Linked DNA regions of Homo sapiens: region 1 is linked to region 2. Evidence: chromatin contacts called from ENCODE Hi-C or POLR2A ChIA-PET data. All regions are on one chromosome and are shown on one strand. The core of a region is the stretch at or near the end of the contact, and the rest is flanking DNA. Distances in the headings are between cores, read along the strand shown.

The links. Hi-C counts contacts between places; a loop is a spot of excess contacts on that map. ChIA-PET counts read pairs that join two places held with the same protein, here RNA polymerase II (POLR2A). Pooled maps may share reads with other maps.
Region 1: a loop to region 2 is called in a map of PC-3, with 6 times the contacts of the local background. The contact joins two enhancer-like sites. A Hi-C loop is called at or near these places in 3 of 168 maps with a recorded cell type or tissue (GM12878, PC-3 and mammary epithelial cell) and 9 of 50 pooled maps. POLR2A ChIA-PET finds 5 or more read pairs at or near these places in 1 of 52 experiments (GM12878).

Annotation. Positions count from the first base shown.
Region 1 is chr9:3,506,168-3,509,960 of GRCh38, forward strand. All of the region lies in intron 1 of RFX3 (regulatory factor X3), which reads right to left. Among named protein-coding and RNA genes, the nearest start is that of RFX3, 18 kb to the right of the region's middle. Within about 2 kb of position 2,389, at least 5 of the 41 ENCODE cell types and tissues checked have a DNase peak (open chromatin) inside an H3K27ac peak, as active enhancers do.
Region 2 is chr9:3,238,888-3,242,686 of GRCh38, forward strand. All of the region lies in intron 15 of RFX3 (regulatory factor X3), which reads right to left. Among named protein-coding and RNA genes, the nearest start is that of LINC01231, 59 kb to the left of the region's middle. Within about 2 kb of position 1,969, at least 2 of the 41 ENCODE cell types and tissues checked have a DNase peak (open chromatin) inside an H3K27ac peak, as active enhancers do.

The sequences.
Region 1 (3,793 bases), core at 1,139-3,638, 270 kb after region 2:
TTAAAATGAGGGCTGGATAGATTTATGAAGGACAACTGTTTTTTTTTTTTTAAAAAAAAAGGTTTTTCAGGGTAAAGTCTCTGTAGCAGACATAAAGGCAGATAATCATACCTTCGCATAGTGCAACCCTAATTAAAATATCACAAATGCAAACATGGATCTCACTACTGTAGTAATTCCATTCTGATACTACTGGTTGCCTTGGTGTAACCCTGGAACTGAAGTCCTGATCCTCTACTTTTGACATCCCAGCAGGCACAGTAAAGTTAGGCAGTAGAAGGAAAAACCCAAAGTTTGGGATATTCAAAGTAGTCCCCCAAAGCAAGGTTCCCATAATGCCCCGCATGTCTCTCCTATATTAAGGAATTCTTGCACCCTGTCACAACTAGAAAATAGAAATAAGGTATAGAATCCTTAAAGGCATTCCCCAACTTCTGAAAGTAAGATATTAGCCTTGTTGGATACTAAGAAAATCCAAACAAGTCTGGAATTATATCTATATATAGATATATGAGTCTAGAATTTCACATATAGAGAAATGTATATATATAAATATAGAATGAGGTGACAGAATGTCATTTGAAAAGGTAAGAAGAAAAAGACCTGGATTAAGGTCAGCCCAATCCACTGCCAGCTACATGATACTCTATTTGAAGAAATATCCAGAAATTCATGAATTCATGCCATTAAATTCATTTTGGAAAAAAAAGAAGTAAATAAATCCAATGGAAATAATAAAAGTAAGACTGCATTGCTTGAAAGGTCATTGTAAAATCAGAACTAGACAAAATTTTTAAATAGTGAAATGTGTTTTCTAAAATTTGATTAGAGATTCCAAATTGACAATCTGAAGCTTAAACAACTATTCATTGTTTCTACTAGAAAAAGACACTGGGTCTCATGCTGAGTTCAAAAACCTTGATTATGGAGTCTTCTGCCCTCAGTAAGCTTATAAACAATTTAAAAAGATTAAGCATTTACAACTGAACAAACAAAAATCTAAATCACAATTTCCAATTAGCAGAGATAATAAGAAATTACTAGAAATGAACCCATCAAGTTAGGGACCACTCAAATTTTAGAAGAGATTAATTGAAGTAGGGTAGAAAACACATTCTAATAGAATAAAGGATGAGAACTAAGTTTTAGAGAAAAGAAATGACAAGGCAGAATTCAGACCATATAGGATAATAATAGCAATTGCCATTTATTAAACACTCACATGTCAGGCACAGTGCTATTTTGACTATGTCATATACTGTCTTTGAAACAATCTTTTCAGGTTGATTTTATTAATCCTATTTCACAGAATTTAAGTAATCTGCCTAACATTAAACTGCTAGTCAGTGGCAGAGCTCGAATTCACACCCAGGGCTGTTCATTTTGAAGTTCATGCTCTTAACCAATACATAATACAGTTGTCCCTCCGTAACCATGGGGAATTGGTTCCAGGACCTCCATCTTAAAAAAGGGTGCCCAACTCTCTTATATAAAATAGCATAGTATTTGTGTATAGCCTGTACACATCCTCCCGTGTATACTTTAAATCATCTCTAGATTAATTATAATTCCTAATACAATGTAAGTGCTATATAAAGTTGTTATACTGTATTTACTTTTTTTATTGTTGTGTTGTTATATATTGTTTTCTTTTTTCAAGTGTTTCCCATCCTCAGCTGGTTGAATTCACAAATGCAGATCCCACAGATACGAAATGTAGACTGGTCAAAAAAGGGGAAGTACAGAGAAAAGTGGTGAAATACAAGTTTGAAAATGGACATGAGACTATAAGCTTCCTAACAGCAAAGACTGTGGTTGTTCTGTGGGACACTGTGATAACTAATAAATATTTCTTAAACGACTCTGACGAAGAGGCAATGAGGAATCCTGAAAAGATTCTGACAGAGGGAAACGTAAAACTCTGAGCTATTTCTAAAAATTCAAAAAAACCTTCTTTTTAGAGGACTCTATTAATCTGAATTTTAAAAGTTAAGTAAAAATGATTCATAAGACATTAAGACCACGTTCCATATTTGAGTTTCCTTCTCTGCACATCCAACAAATACAGCAGTCTAGTATTTAGTTACTCTGGTAACTCAATCTCTATATTCAAATCCCAATTTAAGGCTTGCAAGTATTTAGCACTTTCTATTCATTTGAATTACACTTTCAATATTTGTATTTTCCATTCTAATTTATGAGTCAGTATATATGTTGATATATCAGAAATATAGTTCAATCTAAAAGTATATTATTTAGATCTCTCCCCCTAAAAACATTAACAGAAAGTAAAATGAATGTAATGCATTATATTCTGACTCTCTCAATTCATCTGAAACAGCGGCATTAAATTTTAAAAAATGATAAAGAATAAAAAAGAGGAACTTCTAGGCAAAAAATGCAAGAGCTAACTAATATTTCATCATACTTTCGTTTATTACATCTCCCTTTTTGTTGAAGGTGAGGCTAAATCCAAAGGGAACAGTTTTACAAGAAGGTTTATCTGTGGGGATTTACACCTTGTTAAAAGCAAATGACAAGCGGTTTTCCCCCACAGGAAACATACTCCTGTTTTATATAAATGTATCCTTTCATATTTGTTACCACAAATGAGGCTGCAGAGAGCATCAGGTTACATTGGGAAGTTCAATTGCCATATTCTTGGTTTCTCTTAAATTGACTGTTTCAAATAATTAACAGGGTTAGGGCTCAAACTGCTCATCTTTAGCACAATACCGAAACTAATTCAAGTCTGAGCTCACTGATTTACTTCTAATTGTAAAACACAGACACACACACACACACACACAGAAAGAGAGACACAGAGAGGAGAGAGAGAGAAATAATTAGACAAAATCTTGGTAATTACAATTCCTGCCACAGTCCCATACTATTAAAAAGTAAACAACATAACCTTCCAAAAACTCAGATTAAGAAAATAAAAAATCAGATAATAGCATAGTTGCCAGTATTGCGTCTGGTTGCTATGGAATAAAGGGCAGTCCGTTCATATATTCATTCTGTTCATTCACTGCTACTTAAGAGCGCTGCTACACTTTTAAAGCCCAGCTGGGCAAGTCTCAGCTTGTACCACCTATATCAGCTGCCAGTATTTTACTTTTGTTCCACAAAAGAGTGACCTACAAGAACAAAGATTTCCATTTTTAAAATTCATAATTAAATGAATGTTTACAAAAATTCTTAAAACAATTAAAAGCACCTTTACCCTCATCAAAAAAGTAAAGACGTGCATACCAGGACTGAAAATTATTTACACTAATACATTGATTATGACATACATCATTAATTCCCAATAAGAGGAAATACAAATAATAGGAATTAAATATACAATATTTTTCTTTTTAAAAAACCTAGTAAGTATGGCATTTCTCCTTAAAATAAAGCCTACTGATGGTTTGGAAAACATTTTTAAATTTTATTTCTACGTCATTCTAAAAATAATCCATATACCAAAAATTACATTTGGAAATAATTAGAACATTAAGGTATTTATGCAAACTTTGAATGCAGATTTATAAAACTTGCTTTTTCTAGAAAAAAATATGGAGTTCAAAATTATAGATAAACAGTTACTTAAAACACTAAAGGCAGTACATTTGAGTTCTTTGCCTTTAAAAAAAGTTTTGTATTAGCCCTAAGAACATTTGCGGAGGAGTGTGGAGGCTGGAGTTCGACAGTCCTAATTCTGATGTTCTATGTCATTGTACAAGTCACTTACCCTCAGTTTTCTTACCTATAAGAAGTGGGGAGGAGGAAGGAGGGGTTCAACTTG
Region 2 (3,799 bases), core at 719-3,218:
GAGGCTGAGGCAGGAGAATCGCTTGAACCCGGGAGGCAGAGGCTGTGTCATAGTGAGCCGAGATCACCATTGCACTCCAGCCTGGGCAACAAGAGCAAAATTCCATCTCAAAGAAAAAAAAAAAAAACAGAGATAATAAAACTGATTCAAAAAAGGTAGGTAATGGCAGCTATTCTGGATGTTTTTGATGGTGAAAAGAAACATCTTGAAATTTCAATATAAGGAGTCCAGAGCATTATTATTTTCCTTAAATGTCTCCCAAACAAGAACCAAATAAATCAAAGCATTCTGCATTTAGCACTGATACATGGTTTTGCAAGCGAGGAAAAGGTTGCTGACTTTAATTTCTAGTTTTATAATATTTGCAAGGATTAACAACATTCCATTTGGTAAAACCTTGTGTTCCTTGGTTACTTTTCTTTGTATGTGTATGTGTACTTTTCTATGTATCTTTAAATAGTTTTTATTGAAACCTGCTAAGAAGGCCAAGATCTCTGGCAGTTTGCTCCACACGTGGGCAAATCCTGCCCGCAGTGGCTGTTGGTCTTGCTGTTGTGGGCTAGACAGCTATCCTGGCAATGTGTGCTACTGGCCAATCTGTAAACAGGGCAGCATGATTCTAACTGTTCCGGCTTTTCTGCCTGCCTTGGGGACATAGCAACAGGTGTACCTAATTGTGTTTAAATGTCTAAGACACACTTACAAGTGAGTGTGCAGGCGGTGAAGTGTTCAGATTACAATATTGGCCTTAGTTGCCTTTGAAGAGAAAAGTAGCCTCAAAAACAGGAGCATTTAACACCACCATTAAGGCCAAAGCAAGAGGGGCCTTTGGCCCAAGACCCACACTATGGAGAACTCTGCTTTGTGTTTTCCATTGCCAGTCCCTTTCCTACAGTGTAAGGAGTCCACAGAGCCAGCTGGATGTGACTTCTTGGAGCCTGTGCTTCCCTCCCTCCTCCCATACCACCTCTTCTTATCTGAGACCCTAGAATTCCCTGCCCCGTGGCTCTGAGTTCCCTTCCAGGCCCTGGCAGTTCTCTTCTCCAACTCTACCATTCAGAGGCATGAAGAGACAGCCAAAAAGGGGCAGCTGTTTGCAAAAGGTAGACAAAACTTGAAGACTGGGCTGAGGTGTCCACAAATCTGAGCACAAAGCTGTTCATAATATAAGATGGGGAGTGATGAAGCAGTCTAGGGCCAGAGGCTGGCGACACGGGCTGGCTATGTCTATGTCAATATTTTCTGGTATGGAACTCAGGGGAGACAGAATTTCAAATCCAAACTCAGCCTTCCAAGTTGTTATCAAGACATATTTGTCAAGGTAGGTGGATAGAACAGATTTTATTTATAGTCTGATTCATAACTTTTAAAATATTTAGACACATGGTATCCTGGGCCCTGTAAATTGCAGGGTTGGGCCAGGCAGCATATCCTTTATGCAAGTAAAACTATTGGGGAAATAGAACGAACCTTGCTCCTAATTTAACACTGGCTCCCCTTGAAAACACCTATATTATTTAATAGGAAAGCATAGCATTAATTTATTCTATCAGAGGACTATATCTTAATTTTGATTATACCACTTCTCTTTTCTGGAAATCATTAACTGGAGAGACAATCAGAGTGGCAGTGTAGAAACATGTTCCCTTTGTACTAAGAAAACCTTCACAACAAGCATCAATCAGGTTTGAAGTGCTTGTATTATCATCACATAAGGCCCATATTCTTGCAGAGAATCTCTAATTTTTATGACATTTTATGGTAGTATATTTTATACAAGGATGGTATAAAGAAAGAAAACAATTCCTGTGAGTTTAGGAATTTGCCTATCCCAAACAAGAGTTATTTATTTATCAGGGGGGCCAGCAACCACTATCTTCACCTGTGGTTGAGAGCAAAACCACCATAAAGACAGTGTCAAAGCCAAGAGCCACTTGGGCTAGGCACAGGATGACAGAGTGTGGCAAAGTGGCCAGTAGGTGGCACCGTCATGCTTACTCTATGCCAGGGAATCTTTTTCTCTGGTTGGGTCTGCCCAAATAGCTGCAGTGCTACCTGACAAACTCTTTACTAAACAAATAACTTAGCGGTGGACTTTGCTGAAGAGGACTGTGTGCTGAGATTTCTTTCCTGATGTCTACAGTGACCATTTTAGTCCTTGAAATATTTTAAAAAGTCTTCAACTTCTATTTTGGTTTATTTCCCCACTTCTAAGCTCTTTAGGGAAATTGCTGTCGTAAGCACCCACAAAAGTCCAACTTCATAGTATTTCTCTGAAATAGTATTGACAGGCACTTTCTAAGGAGAAGGTACACTTTTTGGTCTAGGAGTTTTTTGTTTTTTTTTTTTTTGCCCAGAGTAAAGAAATCTAATGTATCAATCATGAAATCCAAGAAGACGTCCTATCAATTGGTAGTCTGTCCTTTGTACTTCCTTCCTTGAGTATTTTTAGGGTACCTATTGCATGATTATGTTTAGATCACAGTTATAAGCAAATTTTCTCCATTCCCTGAAGAGGATGAGAGGAGAGGTTATAGCCCAGAGCCAGCAGGGAAGAAAGCCACGCATAGGAAGCTAATGAGCAGGGATCCCAGAGAGAAAGAACCGCAGCCCTGGGCTGCTGAGTCAACAGATTCCTTTCTCAAATCCAAGAAGAGAAATGAACAGAATGACAAACCAGGAACAAGGAAGAAAAAATGGGACACGGAGCCAATTCTCTGGAACTTTGGGGTCACTTCTATAATTTATTTTCAAGTTGTCAGAAATTGTGCTAATGTAGATGAGCAGATTTACAACTAAAACCAAACTACGACTTCTTTAAAAAAATGTTTGATTTAGGTCTGGTCTCAGGATGGGTGTACAGGAGCTGTAGGGTGTAATTTGTTCTTTTCCGGCAGATTTAGTTTTCCAAATGCAATTTGCTTAGACTAATATTCCATTTAGTTTTCATATTCTAAATATCTACTAACAAAAAGTGCAAGGGGAAAAGATGGCAAGCGTATTAAGAGGCATCCTGTAAGGCAGAGGAAAAAAAACTCTGAAACAAAGTAATAAAAACTTTTAAGCTAGGCACCTGGCTTGTGATTGTCAGAGAGAAAATGTGTGTCTATGTGTTTGTGTGTTTGGGGGAGTTGCACATAATCCCTATTTTGAAACTATAATAATTTATATGGTGAAAAACTGAAAGATAGATTAAGCCCATCCCATTTGACTATTTGAAGTGAGGCAGTCCTACTTTCTAAAGTTAGTTCTACCACTTGCTAGTTTTGATTTGGGGCAACTTTCAATTTCTCTTTTCCTCACTGGTGAAATAGGGATACTGAGACATCTTTTGCAAGGTTTCAATCAGTATCAAATAAGAATGTAAGACATCTAGAATAGGGATTGGCACAAGGCCTGCCCTCAATTGGAAAAATACTAATATAGTAAATAATAAGCTTCACTCTAAATAACAATCAACAGTATAATTTTTGACAAGTATTCCTTACATTTTCTAAGCCACTACTCTTCCATGATTGTTTTTTTTTTTCCTGCAAACTATCTCGACTTGTGATAATATTCTTTGCTTTTAAAATACTGTTGTAACAAGTCTATTGTTCAACAGGCACATTTAAAGTGTATTCCCTAGTCACACTAGCACAATGCTTGCTAAAATTTGTTTTTCTTTGGTTTGATTTTACTTTAAGCACCAATATTTGTTTACTATGAATGTAATTCTACTTCCACCAAATGGAATTCTTTCACTGAGCTTTTATCCCAAAAGCTTACATGTTCAATTATTATTGCTCTTCTTCAGTTT